2 separate regions of the Homo sapiens genome follow, and region 2 is linked to region 1. A link is a loop called in an ENCODE intact Hi-C map of the cell type or tissue named here. Cell type or tissue: mammary epithelial cell. All regions are shown on one strand. Links, peaks and the distances in the headings refer to the core of each region. The heading gives the core; the rest is flanking DNA.

What was found. Peaks named below come from ENCODE experiments on the same cell type or tissue, not always from the same donor. Only the 100,000 strongest peaks of a DNase experiment are listed, where the experiment ranks them.
Region 2: it touches region 1 in a loop (3-fold over the local background); 12 of 110 quality-filtered maps call a loop at or near these places.

Annotation. Positions count from the first base shown.
Region 1 is chr15:58,974,086-58,985,533 of GRCh38, forward strand. No RefSeq gene overlaps it. Among named protein-coding and RNA genes, the nearest start is that of RNF111, 7.9 kb to the right of the region's middle. RefSeq lists enhancers at 5,303-5,402, 5,793-5,842. In mammary epithelial cell, for the core only: a CTCF peak has its summit at 6,449 (motif pointing right); no DNase peak of the experiment used is centred there.
Region 2 is chr15:59,373,278-59,382,771 of GRCh38, forward strand. No RefSeq gene overlaps it. Among named protein-coding and RNA genes, the nearest start is that of MYO1E, 5.2 kb to the left of the region's middle. RefSeq lists an enhancer at 6,787-7,288. In mammary epithelial cell, for the core only: a CTCF peak has its summit at 3,656; no DNase peak of the experiment used is centred there; H3K4me3 peaks cover 451 bases; H3K27ac peaks cover 489 bases.

The DNA of each region.
Region 1 (11,448 bases), core at 2,053-10,052:
TTGTATCCCTTCTTTCAGGATCACTGATTTGTCCTGTTGTCCTCTCTATTGTCCATTTTCTGAAAACTATTGTTTCAAAATATTTTGTCTGATCTTTTAAGGTAAAACAATAAATAATAAAATAAAATAATAAAATAAAACAATTGTTTAAGGTAAAACAATAATTCCCTATTATTTCATCATGGCAGAAAGCAGAAAAATTGAGACCTGGGTTTTTATTTTATTTTAATTTTTCTTTCAGACAGAGTCTCATTCTGTCACCCAGGCTGGAGTGCAGTGGTGTGATCTCAGCTCACTGCAACCTCCACCTCCTGGGTTCAAGCGATTCTACTGCCTCAACCTCCTGAGTAGCTGGGATTAGAGGCAACTGCCATCATGCCTGGCTAATTTTTGTATTTTTAGTAGAGATGGGGTTTCACCATGTTGGCCAGGCTGGTCTCGAACTCCTGAACTCAGGTGATCTGCCCACCTCAGCCTCCCAAAGTGCTGGGATTACAGGCGCGAGCCACCGTGCCCAGCTGAGAGCTGGGTTTTTAAAATACTAATTTTGACTTTGCAAAAATTACTTATACTCTCTGATTGTCTTTCCATAAATCTGGATGACAACAAATGAAAAGCATTCAATCTCACTAGGTATCAGGGAAATACAAACTAAAACTTTGGAAATAACGTTTACCTTAAAGATGTAGAAATTGAATGAAATAATATATGTAGAATCATTGACATATAGATGTAAATCCAATTCTATACATCTTAGGTTTGGGATTCCTATTAGACATTCAAGTGGAGATGTAGAATAGGCAGTTGAGCATATATATCTGGTGCACAGAAGAACGATCTGGGCAAAGAAATAAAGGAGAGCCTAAGACTAAACCTTGAGGGCAGGACATCCAAAGTTAAATTATAGTGGGGTAGATCATTTGTACCTACCTTCCCATTGAAGGTACTAAAAATTATAGACTACCTATAAATATGTCTTTTAAAAATCATAAAACAGCTAATCATTTAGTGAGGAATTACAAGGCAAGATATGGGACTTGGGGAGCATGTTTGTCCTAGGAATACGACACTCTGAGGAGGCAAATGAGAAACTAAACTGTAGTTTTAGAAGCCGTGCTGGACCGAAGGAATGAGGGTAGATCTATAGTTCCCACCAAGGATGGTGACCCACTCCCATCTTTGGGCAGGGCCAGGAATGTGTGTCCTCTAAGAGAAAGAATATGGATTATGAACCAGGTGTGGTGTTTCATGCCTTAATCTGAGCACTTTGAGAGGCCGAGGCAGGTGGATCACTTGAGGTCAGGAGTTTGAGACCAACATGGCCAACATGGTGAAACCCTGTCTCTACTAAAAATACAAAAAAATTAGACAGGTGTGGCAGCATGCACCTTTTAGTCCCAGCTACTCGGGAGGCTGAGGCAGGAGGTTGGTTTGAACCTGGGAGGTAGAGGTTGCAGTGAGCCAAGATAGTGCCATTGCACTCCAGCCTGGGCGACAGAGTGAGACTCTGTCTCAAAAAAAAAAAAAAGAATATGGATTATGGCCTTCCTTCACATCATGTGGCAGTGCAGAAAACCACACACCTTGGTCCTACACTGCTGACCACCTTGAGCACCTGGCAGATACATCTACAAACCAAGATCCTTTGCGGAGGAAGTTAACATCATAACAAATCTCAGATAATTTCTATAAATAATATTTCAACCACAGTTTCCTGAACACAGTGAAAGATAAAGAGGAACACAAAGACACAAGAAGCTGAGTCAGAGTCAGCAGGAAAAACAACAGAAAAAGAATCACAGGGACTCCAGAAAATTATAGACATGGGCTATAAAACAACTATGATTACTGTGTTCAAGGGACAAAATCAAGATAGAAAATTTCAGCAGGAAACTGTGAGCTATAAAAAACTGACATAGCAGATTTGGGTAAAAAAATTCCGGAAGCAAAAGAATATGAGACCAAATTTTTAAAAATTGGGCTAGTAGATTAGTTATAATTGAAGAGAGAATTAGGTGACTGGAATAAAGCTCAGAAGAAGCTATCCAGAATGAAGCAAGGAGTAATTAAACAATACAGTATAAAGGGTAAAAGTATACTAAATACAGTGGGAAGATCTAACATATGCAATTGAAGTTTTAGAAGAAAAAGAGAAAGAATGGATTATAGGTAATATTTTAGATATAATGGTTGATAGTCCACTGTCAAGAAGCCCTACGAAGCCCAAGCAGAATAAATAAAAGTATTAATAAATGCTCAACTGGACACATCAAAATGAAACTTTAATAATCAAGACAAAAAGAAAAATCTTAAAGTAGCCAGAAAAAAAATACATCAATTTAGAAGCTACACAAGGACTTCAGAAGACAGTGAAATGATATCTACAAGGTGCAGTGAGGAAATAACTATCACTCCGGAAATACTCCATTAATGAAGGTGAATCCATATATTTCCAAAAAAAAACAAAAGAGAGATATTATCAATAGCAGATAAGCACTTAAGGATATTCTAGGCTGGGCGTGGTGGCTCATGCCTGTAATCCCAGCACTTTGGGAGGCCAAGACAGGTGGATTACCTGATGTCAGGAGTTTGAGACCAGCCTGACCAACATGGAGAAACCCCGTCTCTACTAAAAATACAAAATTAGCAGGGCGTGGTAGCGCATGCCTGTAATCCCAGCTACTGGGGAGGCTGAGGCAGGGGAATCGCTTGAACCTGGGAGGCGGAGGTTGTAGTGAGCCGAGATCACACCATTGCACTCCAGCCTGGGCAACAAGAGCAAAACTCCATCTCAAAAAAAAAAAAAATATATATATATATATATATATATATACATATATATACACATGTATATGGATATTCTATAGATTATTCCTCATGTAAAAGGAAAATTATCTTGCATGAAAAATCAGAGATGCAGAAATCAATGAAGACCAAAGAAAATGATAATTATGAGGATAAATCTAAATCATATTGACCGCGGCGGGGCGCGGTGGCTCACGTCTGTAATCCCAGCACTTTGGGAGGCTGAGGCAGGTGGATCATAACGTCAGGAATTCGAGACCAGCCTGACCAATGTGGTGAAACCCTGTCTCTACTAAAAAAAAAATACAAAAAAAATTAGTTGGGCTTGGTGGTGTGAGCCTGTAATCCCAGCTACTCAGGAGGGCTGAGGCAGGAGAATCGCTTCAACCCGGGAGGTGGAGGTTGCAGTGGGCCAAGATCGCACCACTGCACTGCAGCCTGGGCGATAGAGCAAGACTCTGTGTCAAATAAAAAAAAAAAATCATATTGACTGCGAAAACAGGGGGTGTGAAAAACAATAATAAAGTCTTGTGGGGTTTAAATGTTATAGAATTTCAGTAAATGGCCAAAATATCACAAATGGTATGTGTGTGTGTGGAGGGAGTGTATATAGTAGATTTTTTTTTTGTTTATGTTTTTGAGACAGTAGTCTTACTCTGGAGTGCAGTGGCACAATCATTGCTCACTGCAACCTCCACATCCCAGGCTCAAATGCTCCTCCCACCTCAGCCTCCCAAGTAGCTGGGACTACAGTTATGCACCACCACACACAGCTAATTTTAAAATTATTTGTAGACACAGGATTTCACCATGTTGCCCAGGCTGATCTTGAACTCCTGGGCTCAAGTGATCCACTTGCCTTGGCCTCCCAAAGTGCTGGGATTACAGGCATGAGCCACTGTGCCCAGCTGGTAAATATTTTAAAGCAATTTATGGATTCTTGATCAAGAGGATATTAAATGTAACAATACTAGATTTTAATAGGTAAGGATGAATGTGGTAATTGCTAAGGCAATCATTAAAAGAATAAAACAGAATATAACTGCAATGAGATGCTACTTCACACCCACTAGGATGTCTATAATTAAACAGACACACAATAATAAGTGTTGACAAGGATAGGAGAAATTGGAATCCTCATATAATGCTGATGAGAATGTAAAATGGTGCAATGCAGCCACTGTGGATCAGTTTGGCAGTTCCTCAAAAAGATAGTCATAGAATTACCATTTGACCCAGCTATTCCACTCATAGGTATATACCCATAAGAAATGAAAACAGGAACTCACACAGATACCTGTACATGAATGCTCATAGCAGCATTATTTATGATCATCAAAATATGGAAGCTTGAGTGTCCATCAATGGGTGAATGAATACATGATTTTAGAATTTTAGAATTCCTTTTCAGTTTTGGGACATTTTTATTTCTTTTTTTTTTTAATTTCTTTTTTCCATTTTCTTTGTTCTCCCTTGGAAGAACTTTTATTAGACTTTTTTTTTTCTTTTAAATGAGATGGGGCTCTCTCTGTGTTGCCCAGGCTGGCATCAAACTCCTGGGCTCAAGGAATCCTCCTTGATTATAGGTGTGTGCCACCGTACCTTGCTTCTATTAGATATTTTACTTCTAGGGTTGGACTTCTATCTCTCTTATCCTTTCCTTCACATTTATTTTTCTTTTTGTCTTATATGCTGGAATATTGTCTTTCTTTTATCTTTTAACCCTTCTACTGAATTTTAATTTCAGGAATCGTATTTTAATCTCTAAAGATTCTTTCTTCCTTTTTAAAAAATAACATCATTTTCCTATTGTAAGAATGCAGTATCATTTTTAATTTCTGAGGATATTAGAGAGTTTAAAATATTTTCCCTCTTATGTTTTTTGAATTATCTCCATTCTCTATTGTCATTTAAAAACCGTTTATCGGCTGGGCACAGTGGCTCATGCCTGTAATCCCAGCACTTTGGGAGGCTAAGGCAGGCGAATCACCTGAAGTCAGGAGTTCAAGACCAGCTTGAAACCTGGACTTGAAACCCTGTCTCTACTAAAAATACAAAAATTAGCCAGGTGTGGTGGTGTGCACCCGTAGTCCTAGCTACTCAGGAGGCTGAGGCAGGAGAATCACTTGAACCTGGGAAGTAGAAGCTGCAATGGGCCAAGATCACGCCACTGCACTCCAGCCTGGCAACAGAGTGAGACTCCATGCCAACAGAGTGAGACTCCATCTCAAAAAACAAAAACAAAAACAAACAATAAAAAAAAGTTTATGAAAACTAAATGTGGCTGGGCGCAGTAGCTTACACCTGTAATCCCAATGCTTTAGGAGGCCAAGGTGGGTGGATCACTTGAGGCCAGGAGTTCAAGACCAGCCTTGGCAACATAGCGAAACCCCATCTCTACTAGAAATACAAAAATTAGCTGGGCATGGTGGTGCACACCTGTAATCCCAACTACCCGGAAGGCTGAGGCAGGAGAGTCGCTTGAACCTGGGAGGTGGAGGTTGCAGTGAGCCGAGATGGCGCCATTGCACTCCAGCCTGGGCGACAGAGCAAGACCTTGTCTCAAAAAAAAACCAAAACCAAAACCAAGAAAACCCTAAGTGTGATGTCTGTGTGGAAGGGTGCTGCCTACCACCAGGCATGTGTGGGCAGGTGGGGCCTATACATCTTAGAATGTGAAGTATTTATCACTGCTTGTCTCACCAGCTGTTCTGGTTCTTCTCAATTACTTCAATGTGTTTCTTTACAGAACTCCCTGCTCCTGTTTTTAGCCTAGGACTTAAAAGCCTAGATGCCACATTTTCTTTATGTGGTGAGAGAGAGGTGAAAAGGTTTCACGGGATTGTGCCCAGAGAGACTTATGATTAATCTCCTCTGGTTTCATTTCTACATTTTACTGTTGGCCTCCCTTGCCTTTGGCCTGAGTCCATAGCCTGTCTTGTATTCTGCAAAGCATAGCAGCTTGCTTGTTGGTGCAGCCTTCTTTGACAGTAGTTAATGGTGTAGCTTTTTTTTTTTTGAGACGGAGTCTCGCTCTTGTTGCCCAGGCTGGAGTGCAATGGCTCCATCTTGGCTCACCGCAACCTCTGCCTCCCGGGTTCAAGCGATTCTTCTGGCTCAGTCCCCTGAGTAGCTGGGACTATAGGTGTGCACCACTACGCCCGGCTAATTTTGTATTTTTAGTAGAGATGGGATTTCACCATGTTGGTCAGGCTGGTCTTGGACTTCCCACCTCAGGTGATCCGCCGGCCTTGGCTTCCCAAAGTGCTGGGATTACAGGCGTGAGCCACCCTGCCCGGTCTGGTGTAGCTTTGATACTTTGCTATAACAATCACTAGTCCTCTGATTTTTATCTTTCAGATATTAGGTGGAATAACTTGCTTGCTAATGACCTTCTCCCATTTTCATTTGTGTTTTGTACGTTTTTAATTCCTTTCTCGTTTGTCAGGGTGATGTTGGGATGATAAACACCTGTGGCCAGTCTAGTCTGTTATCTGCTACTGAAAAAGAAAATTTCATTAAATAAAACAATATTTGCTGTATGAAGATTATCTTAAACGTACATCTTTGAGGAAAAAAATGCTAGAGCTTTACAGGTTTTGCAAAATGAACTTAATGTTGAGATGTTTAAGCAATTTTGATTCAGTAGGTGGCACTCTTTCCTAGTTTAACTCAATTCTAAATTGTGAACGGTTTGAAAATAGATTTTTCTTATCGGTATAATTTAAATAGATTGGGTTTCAGAGTTTCGTGATTGTCAACCTTAATCACTTGATATTTTCAGAATTTAAAAATACTTAAGCAAATTTTAAAATTAAGATATTAAACTAAAATCTCTAATATTTACAAATTTCTGTTGCATAATAGTGATTTATGTTCTGTCAAAAGTCAAAAATAATTACAATCTTATCAGAAGCCCTGACTGCTAAAGGTGTTTGGATTCAAGTTATCGAATAAATTTTTAAAATTCCCTTTTAGCACATGGGCACTTTCATTTTATTCTCTTTCTTCTTCTTCTTCTATATCTTTATCTCTGAACAGTCCCCCAATATATCAGTGTTTTTAATGTACTGTATAATAATTTTTTTCTTTCTTTTTTTTTTTTTGAAACATGGTCTCACTGTGTTGCCCTGGCTGGAGTGTAGTGGCTATTCACAGTCACGTTCATAGCACATTGCAGCCCTGAGTACCTGGGCTCCAGTGATCCTCCTGCCTCAGCCTCCTGAGAACAATGTACTATATAATCTTTCAACTGAGCAAAGCACAGTCTCTGCAATCCTGTAACTTAAAATCATAATCAAGTATTAGTTTGTGCAATTAAAACTAATACTAATGTAGTTTAGAGAAACTTTTAAATGATTTTGGAAAACTTTGCATGATCTGTAAATAATAACAAGCAAATGCATCAAAGTGTCTTTACTTCCTGTTCTGAATTTGCAACTAAGTAGCCAGTATGTAAATCACACTTGAAATTGTAATATAGCGTTCTCATAAATCTAATTAGGTCTGAAGCAAAATATGAAATGTTAGAACTTTAAGGCACTTTGGAGGTTATCCAGTCTAACTTTTCAATGATCAGAAACTTTTGTTTTTTTTGAGATAGGTCCCACTCTGTCACCCAGGCTGGAGTGCAGTGACGTGTTCATAGTTCACTGCAGCCTAAATCTCCCAGGCTCAAGTGATTCTCCTGTCTCAGCCTCCTGAGTAGCTGGGACTACAGGCACATGCCATAATGTCCTGCTAATTTTTTTGGATTTTTAGTAGAGATGGAGCCTCACTATTTTGCCCAGGCCGGTCTTGAACTCCTAGGTTCAAGTGATTGTCCCAACTTAGCCTCCCAAAGCACTTAGATTACAGATGTGAGTCCCTGCACCTGGCCAGAAACTTGTAATTGTAAAAAAGATTGCTAATAGAGGTGAGCGCATTAAAAATTCTGAATTTTAAAAGCGACATTGCAAAAGCATTTCAAGAGTTAACAACAACTTAATGAAAATGCTCACTGGTAAACCTCTGACTAACTTTAACCAAGTGTGTAAAAATATTGGTAATTAAAAGACTAAACTATTTCTGAGAATGGTTATCAGTCAGTTGGAAATCCTTGCTTGTGGTTCTAGGCTTACATTACCAATGGTGAATGGCAGCTTTCACTTTCATTTTTCTACACTTTTATCTTAAAAATATACTTTCACAGAATGAGAGAGCCTCAGACATGCCCAGAATTTGGCCTGATAACCAGAAACATATCATGATATTTGAAGTTTTGCTCATCTGCAAAATTCCAGGCATTCTGTGTCCCCTGGTTAGTCCATAATTTGTTACCTCTGTTTTTTAGAAACAGAGTCACAGAGATAGTATTAGTTATTGAGTCGTCTTCTTCTTCTTCTTCTTCTTCTTCTTCTTCTTCTTCTTCTTCTTCTTCTTCTTCCTCTTCCTCTCCTTCTCCTTCTCCTTCTCCTTCTCCTTCTTCTTCTGACAGAGTCTTGCTCTGTTCGGCATGATCTTGGCTCACTGCAACCTCCGCCTCCTGGGTTCAAGCAATTCTCCTGTTTCAGCCTCCCAAGTAGCTGGGATTACAGGCGTGTGCCCAGCTAATTTCTTTGTGTTTTTAGTAGAGACGGGGTTTCACCATGTTGGCCAGCCAAGTCTCGAACTCCCAGCCTCAGGTGATCCAACCACCTCGGCCTCCCAAAATGCTGGGATTACAGGCATGAGCCACTGCGCCTGGCCTCTTGATATTTCAAATATATCTTGAAAGTTGCCTTCCAAAGAAAATTGTAAATTTATTAGTTGATAAGTACTCATCACAAAGGTATTGTCTTTTGAGGTTATCCTTCTGCTAAATAGCTCCTCAATTTTTCAGAATCTATGATTGCATTGATTGCAAAACAGTTTAGTAGGATAAAGGGCTGTGTCTAATTACTATCTATCTGTTTCTATGTACATATAATAAAGATTATATAGTACTATATGTAGTATATGCTACATATATAATCTTTAAAAATAGTCTCTTTCCAATCACATAGCCTGAAATCATTTTTTATCTAGATACGTATTTTTTGAGGTGAAGTCTTGTTCTGTTGCCCAGGCTGGAGTGCAGTGGCACGATCTTGGCTCACTGCAACCTCCACCTCCTGGGCTCAAGCAATTGCCTGCCTCAGCCTCTTGAGTAGCTGGGATTACAGGTGCCTGCCACCATGTGCGGCTAATTTTTGTATTTTTAGTAGAGATGGGGTTTCACTATGTTGGCCAGGCTGGTCTCCAACTCTTGTCCTCAGGTGATCACCCTTTTCTGCCTCCCAAAGCGCTGGGATTACAGGGATGAGCCGCCACACCCAGCCCATATAGAAAATTTTAATGAGAACTGTGCTACCTCAACTAAATCAGCAGTTATGGAGTCTATAGCACTTTTCTTTCAGTTTTAAGTTCCAGTGATATCTTCATATGCCAAGAAGAAAATAAAATATTCTGAATCACGAAGTGTTCTGATTAGTTCATCTCTGAGATCCTTTTAATTATTTCCAAAGCTTTACATCTGAGGAAATAGTTCACTAAATACTTTCAAGAATTTCCCAAGATCTTCTAACTCTTGCATTACATCTTCAAACTTTTCTCCATTTCTTCCAAAGAGCTCACGAAGCTGACCACATAATTAGTTACTCTCACTTGCAGACTTTATACAGTTGTGAACTATGCAATGGATGATGGGCATACCAGTCTTTCCTTCTGACTTTGATAGTTTGTAGAAATTTTCTTATTACCCTTGATTGCAGGTAACTCACTAATTCAGCCCAGTATTTCCATGTTTAGACCAAACTCCTCAAATTCCTGTCAGGCAGTAGTTAGATTCTGCTGGCCCATATATGCAGACTAATTTGGTAAACATTATTTGGCTGCAGTTTGAGGAAAGCAGAATTTGGTTTGGAGTGCATTTGGAAAAACTTGATCTCTCCACAAGTGAGTAAAATTAATTTTCAGATATTTAAAGTGATTTGATTAAGGATTTCTGGTTTCTTCTGGCAAAATTGAGATTAGAATCCCAATCTTCTTATTCAGTACAGTTCAATAAATATTTGAGTGCTATTTTTCTACTTAAGAGAGAAAGACATTTTCTCTGATTTTAAGTTTTGAGACAGGTATGTATGTAAACAATCATAATACTTAGATGTATGTATAAAGCTTGAAGAGAGTACTAAAACTGGAGTAAGTCCATTTCAAGGGGTGGGGAGAGCGGTAAGGAAATGCTTCATGGAAGACGGCTTGGAGGAATGGGTAAGAATTTGTTAAGCAGATAAAGCATGGGTGGGAAATGTGGAGAAAGGGGGTGAATTTTGAGACAGAAGGAACTGTGCAAAGGCAGAGAGATGGAAAAAGAGAGACATATATCTACAAGAATATGGAGTTAAGATCGGGTGAGTCTTGAACCTTGCTGGTATTCTGAAGGGTAAGAAACAGTAGAAAAAGAGAGAGGAAAGATAATGGAAATAAAAAGATGGTCAGTTGAAGAAAGTTCTTATGTAGGCAGAGGAAATGAGATCCAAATCTCACATGGAAGAATTAGCCTTGGATAGGAGAAAGGATAGCCTTTCCACTGAAACATGTGAGAGGGAAGAAGTGAGATTGTACTAATGCAATTAGGTTTGTTAGCTTCATGGGGAAAATTGATAGTTATATAGGAATAATATATATATATATTCTTTTACATATATATTATATATTCTTATATATAACATATATTCTTTTATATATATAATATATATTATATATTCTTTTATATATATATTATATATATATATATATATTTTTTTTTTTTTTCCTGGAGAATTACAAGAAGTTTGAGAAGTCCACCGAGGTCCAGGAAGGGTCAGGGGACAGGATGGGAACTAGGGCTGGTATGAAGTGATACTGAAGAATCTGGATTTTGAAGGGCTTTATTTGTCATGCTAAGGATTTTTAACTTGAAGGTGATGGAGGATCATTGAAAGATTTAAGCAATTTAATGTCTAATCAGTTTCTGCCATACTCTAACTGTGGCTTAAGGTTGAGTTTGGGGTGGTGTGGTGACAGTGGTGGAAGCAGAAGCATAGAAATCAGAAAATTGTTATGTGTAAATTAGGTGAGAGCCGCTTCTCACCCGAATCTACCATTATTCTTCTAAATACAACTGCGTAACACCTGTCCCTTCAACCTCACTCCTCTTCTGCTCTGGGCTTTGATTTGTTGCCCTTCTGCCATTATGGTAGTGACTATTCTGATTTTTAAAATCTCTTCTAGTCACTCTCCGCCCAGCATTTTCCAAAGCTCATATGTTTATAGATGGCCCTACCTCATGTTTCATAAGGAAGTCAAGGTCATTCAGTGAACAAGCCCTCAATTTGCCCCCTGAAGCTAACATACCTAAACTGCAGTCTTCTTCCTTCTCACCTGTTTCAGTGGAAAGGCCATCCCTTCTCCTATCCAAGGCTAAATTTCCATCTGAGCTTTAAATCTCATTTCCTCTGGCTCCATAGGTATTTTTCTCCATTGCGCATCCCTTTATTTTCTTTATCTTTCCACTCCTTTTTTCTACTGACTCTTTTCCTTCAGCATCCCAACAGGGTTGAAGCCCTCACCCTTTTATTTCATCTGGGGTTTCTCAACTGCATT
Region 2 (9,494 bases), core at 48-8,047, 400 kb after region 1:
TTTCTTTCCTACGTCTGGATTGTGAGCAAAGTCAAAAATATCATTTCCCCACCCCTCCTTTTACCTGAATTTCCTTGGAAAACAAAGGAAGACTTCCGGCTGCTTTTTCTTTTCTTTTTTCTGTTTTTCTTTTCTTTCTCTTTCCTTTCTTTCTTGTTTCTTTTTTGCACGTTTTGATGGCAGAAAAGTTGTTGCACGTGCAGTGGGCAGAGGGAAGGAGAGAGGAGAGATAGGTGGGAAGAAACCCCATCCAACCTCAGCCAACACATCTGCTGAAAACAATCAGAACTGTAAAAATGCATTATTCCAGACTGTCGAATATCCAAGGAGAAGATTGGGGTGGGGCGGGGTGGGGGGAAGCAGAATCTTAAAATCAAGGTAGGGAGTTTGATTTTATTGTTCTGGAGGCTGAGGAAGTAAATTTGGTGAGTCTTAACAGGCTGCCTTCCTGGAATCTGTAGAAGATAAAATTGGTAAACTTCAGGGCATAGAGAAACTATGAAGCATAATGATATTATGATACTTTCTGAAATTTGGTTGAGGCAGGGCGCTGTGGCTCACGCCTACAATCCCAGCACTTTGGGAGGCTGAGGTTGGTGGATCACGTGAGGTCAGGAGTTTGAGACCAGCCTGGCCACCAACACGGTGAAACCCCTTCTCTACTAAAAATACAAAAATTAGCCCGGCATGGTTATACATGCCTGTAATCTCAGCTACTCGGGAGGCTGAGGCACGAGAATCGTTTAAACAGGGGAGGCGGAGGTCGCAGGGAGCCGGGATCGTTCCACTCTACTCCAGCCTGGGCGACAGAGCAAGATTCTGTCAAAAAAAAAAAGAAGGAAAGAAAGAAAGAGAGAGAGAGAGAAGAAAGGAAGAAAGGAAAAAGAAATTTGGTTGTAGCTCTTCACTTGACTATCTGAGCATAGAGTTAGAAAGGGTATTAAACTTTATCTTGTCTAAAAGGGTAAACAAAATGTTACAACATGGATGAATCTCGAAAATATCGTGTTAAGCCAGGAGCAAAAGACCACATATTATATAATTCCATTTAAATGAAAGTTGAGGATAGGGAAATCTATAGAGATAAAAAGTAGGTTAGTGGTTTGCTAGGGGCTGGGGGAGAGGGGAGATGGAAGTAATTGCTAACAGGTATGCATTTTCCTATTGAAGTGATGAAAATATTCTGGAATTAGTGGTGATGATTGTACAAGTTTATGAATATACTAAAAACCACTGTGTTATGCTTTTTAAATGGGTGAGTCTTATGGTACGTTCATTATATCTCACTTTTAAAAGTTGAAAGAAAATCATATTGTCCAAATTCTTGTAGTAATCATTTACATAGTTTGGCAACAATATAATCGAATGTGTGTTATAAGACAGCACAGCTAAACACTGGAGCTACAACTGGTCCCTGCCCTCACTGAGCTTACAATTTTAGGATGGGGAAAACAAACGATAAATTTTTAGAAAGAATAAATACAGGAAAGAAGCAAGCATAATGAAATGCGACAGTAGTTTTGTGCAAGGAACTGCCATATTTGGAGCTATAGTTTAGGGCAGGAAATTCATCTGACATAGTTATGTAGTATGAATTGGAAAGAAAACAGCATGCCATCTGTACTAGGCATTGCCTAGGTACACACAGACATGATAAAGTCTCAGATAAGTCTGACTCCATATCTCATAGGGAAATATCAGCTTCAGAATATTATTAGGTCAGCCAAGCTCAGTGGCTCATGCCTACAGTGCTAGCGCTTTAGGAGGCCAAGATGGTAGGATTGCCTGAAGCCAGGCATTCAAGACCAGCCTGGGCATCATAGCAAGACTCTGTCTCTATCAACAAATTATAATAATAAAAATTAGCTGGGCATTATAGTGCATGCCTGTAGTCCCAGCTACTTGGGAGGCTGAGGCAGGAAGATCATGTGAGGCCGGGAATTCGAGGCTGTAGTGAGCTTTGATCGTGCCACTGCACTCCAGCCTGGGCAACAGAGTGAAGCCCTGTCTCAAAACAACAACAACAACAACAACAACAACAAAACCTATCAGGAATTTTAGGAGTGTATGAACAGAGGTTACCAAGACGGAAGTGTCAGCTTACCAGTAACACAAGAAACACTACCTAAGACACCATCCCATCCATGGTCAACCCTCATTAGTAGTCAGATTGACATGGGCTTTGAGATGTACAGACAAAGGCATAGTTTGTTTCCCAAGATTAGCCCAGGTATACAATGAAACACTGAAAATCTCTTAATAAGCCATTGACAGTCGACTGACAATTGATCAGTCTTGGATTTATCAAAAACTACCTTGAGACTATTAGTCCATTATATCATCATTTCTGATTTTTTAAAAAAATGTTTTAGCGTTTACTTTTATTGCCCTAATAATCTATAATCTCTTCCAAGTTTCAAGAGGTACATCTAACTGTAGTAGGCAGGACTTTGATGAAGATGTATGCTTGTGTTCATTTTTTATAATATATATGAGATTTTATATGTACATATGATTTATATATGATTATATATCATTTTATAATATATATGAGCATGAGATTATTATAAAGTCATATATATATATAAAAGCAGTTTTTGCCGGGCGTGGTGGCTCACGCCTGTAATCCCAGCACTTTGGGAGGCCGAGGCGGGTGCATCACGAGGTCAGGAGATCAAGACCATCCTGGGTAACATGGTGAAACCCCGTCTCTACTAAAAAAAAAAAAAAAATACAAAAAATTAGCCAGGCATGGTGGCTGGTGACTGTAGTCCCAGCTACTCGGGAGGCTGAGGCAGGAGAATGGCGTGAACCCAGGAGGCGGAGCTTGCAATGAGCCAAGATCACACCACTGCACTCCAGCCTAGGAGACAGAGCGAGACTCTGTCTCAAAAAAAAAAAGGAACATTTTCCCAATTCTGATTTCCATCTGTTTTTCAGAGGATTCAGTAATATATTGCCAAATATTTATTCTTTCTTTTTTTTTTTTTTTTGAGACGGAGTCTTGCTCTGTCACCCACGCTGGAGTGCGGTGGCGCAATCTCGGCTCACTGCAACCTCTGCCTTCCGGGTTCAAGCTATTCTCTGCTTCAGCCTCCCAAGTAGCTGGAATGACAGGCACCCGCCACCACACCCAGCTAATTTTTGTATTTTTAGTAGAGATGGGGTTTCACCATCTTGGCCAGGCTTGTCTTGAACTGCTGACCTCGTGATCCACCCACCTCGGCCTCCCAAAGTGCTGGGATTACAGGTGTGAGCCACCGTGCCCGGCCTTCTTTCTTTTTTTGAGATGCTCTGTCACCTACACTGGAGTGCAGTGGCTCTATCTCGGCTCACTGCAACCTCTTGCCTCCTGAGTTCAAGTGATTCTCCTGCCTCAGCCTCCAGAGTAGCTAGGAATACAGGCGCCCACCACCACACCTGGTTAATTTTTGTATTTTTAGTAGAGATGAGTTTTCGCCATGTTGACCAGGCTGGTCTCTCAAAGTCCTGATCTCAAATGATCTGCCTACCTCAGCCCCCTAAAGTGCTGGGATTATAGACTTCAGCCACTGAGCCCAGCCAGATATTTATTCTTATTCAAGACCATAGTAGCAGTGAAGTGGAAGCAACTTTTAAAATTGTAAAACTCATTCTAGACACATGATGGAGCTAGTCAGATAAGGCTTTGTAAATACCTTGGCATGATTAATTGCATTTTTTCTGGGGCTGAATGAAAAGGAACAAATAAAAAAATCAAAATGAATACAAAGTAAAATTTTCTGTATAAATCTATCAGTGAACTAAATCATTGTTTATGCATTTTGGAAAGCAGCAAGAAAATAATATCGAGCAATAAAACTAGTTTCCCTGTCAATACCATAAAAAATCATTCAGAATGCACTCACAACACTAAAGTTAATTAATGTGGGGCTGGTGCGGTGGCTCACGCCTGTAATCCCACCACTTTGGGAGGCTGAGGCAGGTAGATCACCTGAAGTCAGGAGTTGGAGAGCAGCCTGGCCAAACATGGTGAAACCCTGTCTCTACTAAAAATACAAAAAAAAATTAGCTGGCTGTGGTGGCAGGCACCTGTAATCCCAGCTACTCGATAGGCTGAGGCAGGAGAATCTCTTGAACCCCGGAGGCGGAGATTGCAGTGAGCCGAGATCAGGCCAGTGCGGGCCAGCCTGGGCAAAAAGAGTGAGATTCCGTCTCAAAAAAAAAAAAAAAGAAAAGAAAAGAAAATTTGGCTGGGCACAGTGGCTCACACCTGTAATCCCAGGACTTTGGGAGGCCAAGGCAGGTGGATCACCCGAGGTCAGGAGTTTGAGACCAGCCTGACCAATATGGTGAAACCCCGTCTCTACTAAAAATACAAAAGTTAGCCAGGCATGGTGTCCTGCACCTGTAGTCCCAACTGTAGTAGAGGCTGAGACAGGAGAATTGTTTGAACCCGGGAGGCGGAGGTTGCAGTGAGCCAAGATCCTGCCACCGCACTCCAGCCTGGGTGGCAGAGCGAGACTCCATCTCCAAAAAAAAAAGAAAATTTGTCAATGGGAAAATTAGAAACCTTTAACAAGACACTAATGAAAGAGAGACTTGTATCATATCAGTGTGAAATGTCCTCTACAATCACTATTTTTATCATAACATACATCATGTATTAGGTTCACTAGCTATTAGCTACTGAGCTAAGTGCTTAATGTGCAATATCTTATGTAATCTTCCATACGACCCTGTTAGCTCCATTTGCAGTTAAGAAACTAAGTTGAGAAGACTTAAAGTAATTTGACCAAGCTATTACTCAGCTATCCTGCATCAAATACATACATTTGTCTGGCTCTGAAGCCTACACTATTACCCTTTAAGCAGTGATTGCGTAATAGAAATGTCCATCAGAAGAAATTGTCCCTAATGCAGGCCCAAAATGAATAGGAACACACTTATTAAAACCCCGTGAGCCTTTCCAAACCAGAGCTCCCAGAAAAATTGTTGCTTTTTAATGGAATATAAAAATTACATTTACACAGTAAGTTTAACTCTAAACACTTTTTCCCCCAGTATGTTGATATTGGTTTATAAAAAGGATGTTGAAGAGAATTTCACCAGTTGTATAATGTAACATGATGCTACTTCTGATTAAGATAAATTAAGGCCAGGCACGGTGGCTCACACCTGTAATCTCAGCACTTTGGGAGGTCGAGGCAGGTGGATCACCTGAGGTCAGGAATTCGAGACCAGCCTGGCCAGCATGGTGAAACCCCATCTCTACCAAAAATACAAAAAAGTAACCGGGCGTGGTGGCAGGTGCCTGTAATCCCAGCTACTCAGGAGGCTGGGGCAGAAGACTCACTTGAACCCAGGAGGCAGAGGTTGCAGTGAACCGAGACAGTGCCATTGCACTCCAGCCTGGGTGACGGAGGGAGACTCTGTCTCAAAAAAAAATAAAATAAAATAAAATTATTTTGCCTTAAGAATTATTTTACTGAAGTAAAGGAATAGAAATGATTTAAATATATGCTTAAATTAGCAGCTTATTAAAAGCATGTTTGTGTAGATTTATTATTATATTTTCTCTGATTTAAATCAATATTTTCTTTTCTTCCAGTTTCAATTTGATTTTTACATTCAGAAGATAAACCTTGATCTTTCTCCAAATCTAAAAAATTTGGAGTTGAAACAATGATTAATACTAGTTATGGTGGTCCATGATCTAGCAAGGAATGAGGAAGTCCATGGAAATGAGCTTTGCAGATAACTAAATCTCTTGTCCATACCTTGATGTTCTTTATTTTCCCCACTCACTGTCAATGTTTACTTTCCTGTTGGATCCTGTGTATTCTTATAAGTCATCTGAGCTCTTTGCTACAACAAGGCAAGGCATGGATCAATAAATATGTGCATTTCAAAAAGTAAAAAATAACAAATCTCTGCATGAACCTTGCCTTTTTTCCTTTTTTCTTTCTTTTCTTTCTTTTTTTTTTTTTGTTTTTGTTTTTTTGTTTGTTTGTTTGACAGCACCACACTGTGTCTCCCAGGCTGGAGTGCAGAGGCACAAACAGGTATCACTGTGCCAGGCTCAAGGGATCCTCCCGTCTCAGCCTCCCAAGTAGCTGGGACCATAGGTACACACTACCTATAGCTCGGCTAATTTTTTTATTTTTTGTAGAGACAGAGTCTCACCATGTTACCCAGGCTGGTCTCGAACTCCGGGCTAAAGCAGTCCTCCAGCCTCAGCCTCCCAAAGTGCTGGGATTAAAGGCATAAACCACTACACCCAGCCAAATCTTGTCATTTTTAGATACCAAGACTTTTTTTTTTAACTTTAAGAAAAGTTTTTTCTGAATGAAACTACACATTTCATGGACTTCTGAAAATACATTGAATGTCAGGCAGCTTTTGCTTTAAGACTCAAGGTCATTACCATAAATATTGATTATTGCACAGGATTGCACGAACCAAGGTCCTGGGGGACTGTCAGATGAAATGACTGTTTGCCACTATCTTTCATGGTCTTGGACTGCTGTACTTATATGGTTCTCCTGTGTTTTTTTTTTTGGTGTGTGTGTGTTTATATCCTCCACTGGCAGAGACTTATTTATTTATTCATTTATTTATTTATTCATTCATTCATTCATTTATTTTGAGATGACATCTTGCTTTGTTGCCCAGACTGGAGTATGATGGCATGATGACAGCTCACTGCTGCCTTAAACTCCCGGCCTCAAGCTGTCCTCCTGCCTCAGCCTCCCAAATTGCTGGAATTACAGGTGAGTGACCACATCTGGCCAAGAGAGACTTTTTTCTGCCGTTATGTGTTGCTCCAATTTAGTCTCTTTTACTAACAAGGATCAGAAGAGCACATGGGTTACTTTAAAGAAAATAATGTTGTTTTTTTTTTTGAGGCGGAGTCTCACTCGGTTGCCCAAACTGGAGTGCAGTGTTGTGATGTCGGTTCACTACAACCTCCGCCTCCCAGGTTCAAGCGATTCTCCTGCCTCAGCCTCCCAAGTAGCTGGGATTACAGGTGCACGTCACCACACCTGGCTAATTTTTGTATTTTTAGTAGAGACAGGGTTTCATCATGTTGGCCAGGCTGGTCTCTAACTCCTGATCTCCAGTGATCCAGCCGCTGCACCCTCACAAAGTGCTGGGATTATAGGCGTGAGCTACCATGCCTGGCCTTTGCTTTATTTTTTTGCTTTTGTTTTTGTTTTTGTTTGAGATAGAGTCTCACTCTGTCACCCAAGCTGGAGTGCACTGGCACGACCTTGGCTCACTGCAACCTCTGCCTCCCAGGTTCAAACGATTCTCATGCCTCAGCCTCCCGAGTAGCTGGGACCATAGGCACGTGCCACCACACCTATCTAATTTTTGAATTTTTAGTAGAGATGGGGTTTTGCCATGTTGGCCAGGCTGGTCTCGAACTCCTGGCCTCAAGTGATCCAAGTGCCTCAGCCTCCCAAAGTGCTGGGATTATAGGCGTGAGCCACTTCACTAGGCCAGAAAGAAATTTTTTTTTAAAGTATACATGCCCAGGAGCCCAGGAAAAACAAGACAAAAGAAGGCAGGGCTGTGCATCTCTGCGTGGTTGGATGTTCTTTTCTTGTCTGTCTCTTGAAGCTTCTCCCACTTAACTCACAGTTGTTCCTCTTCCCCGATTTCAGCTTGCAAAGTGCCTGTAGCCTGTCACGATCTGACTTGGGCCCTAGAATAACGTTTTTTACAATGTTGCCCACAGCTCACTGGAAACTGCCCTCTAGACTTTTGATTCAAGTTCCATAGGGAGAAAGGGACGGAGAGAAAAAAAGAAAGAATCTGACTCACCCAGCTCAACCTTTTAAATCACGCCACCCAGGTCATAGGTCACTGACAAGGAAGGCTCTGCTGGGACCAGGTGCCTGTCCAGTCACATTCCAAGCAAATGCTGTGAGAGGAGTGATGTCCTAAAGCTTACTGCCCCATTAAAAAGAGATGGCAGATGGGGACAGAGTCTCTGGGGAAGGAAGACAGGGTAGACACTCCAAATTTAGGGCATGCAGCAGTTTGCTGACTTTGCCTGTCTGCTGCCTCGATTTCTACACTTAGTGAGTCCAGGAGGGTAATTCCGTTCACCTCTTCAATAGAAAAAAATGTATGGCCTTTGTAATGATCATCATCATTTCCCCTTTATCATCATTGTGCCTGTAAATGTGTTTACATACTTGAGATGTGACATCATTTTTCCTTTATTATCATGTACTTATAAATGTGTTTTTGATTACATGCCTTTAAATATTTGTGTAAACACATAGATGTGTGTGTTGTGTGTGTGTATTTAAGATGACATTTTTTTCTTTTTTTTTTTTTTTTTTGACACAGGGTCTCACTCTGTCACTCAGGCTGGACTCCAGTGGTGTGAACACATATCTCAAGCAATCCTCCTGCCTCTGCCTCCCAAGTAGCCAGAACTACAGGCGGTGCCAACATGGCTAGCTAATTTTTTTTTCTTTTTTTGTAGGACTGGGTCTTGCTATATTGCCCAGGCTGGTCTCAAGCTCCTGGGCTCAAGCGATCCTCCCTCCTCGGCCTCCCAAAGTGCTGGAATTACAGGTGTGAGCCACCATGCTCAGATAGATGACATGTTTTTCAATATATTGTTACAAACACTTGGGGAGATTGAATAGAGTGTTTCTTGGTGTTCAGCATGATGGCAGCATGGTTTCCAACTGACTACTGTTATCACTCACCACCACAACCAACCTTTACTGAGCACTGTTGTAGGTGCTGGAGAAGTAGAAGACAAGTTCCCAGTCCTCATAGGATTCACATGTTTACATGTACATCCAAAACATACAACAATGCAAGAGAGTTCTACCTTCATATAGAACACGTTCCCAAAACACACACCAATGTCAGATATATAAAGTTCAAAGACAAATCCGTGTGCTTTAAGCACAGGTTTCTATTTTCAGAGATCTAAAATGTAGCATAAAATCCCTGATTGTGTGCTGTCCCCTAGACATAGTCTTAAGCTATAATTCCAGCATGCATAGATGTTTTTAAAATCTGAGCATCTCCATCCTAGCTGAGCAAAGTTGACCACCTGAAGTCCAATAGGCAGCTTTAAGATTTGGGTCAGGCTATTTACCTTTATAAATCATGAATTTTTTTTTATCTGTAAAGACAGAGATAATAATAGTACCTTCATCATTTATTTCTCACATAGTGTTGTAAGAATATGAATTAAATCATATAAAGTAATAGCAATGATGAGTGATGCGTAGCAACGTCTCGGTATGAGTTGTCATTATTGAGGCTAAATATTCACTACCTTCTCCACACCTAATGATTCCCTTCTTTGTCTCAATTGTTTTATGTTTATGAGAACAACACTCCCTTTTACTAGTGTTTGCACTTATATTTTCTCCATATTTCACTAATTTTGAAAAAGCGACAAGGCTAAATGGAACCCAGTATGAATGTAATTGAGTAAATACTGTAGTTTGACAATGCTGGTAGCGCAGGTGGAC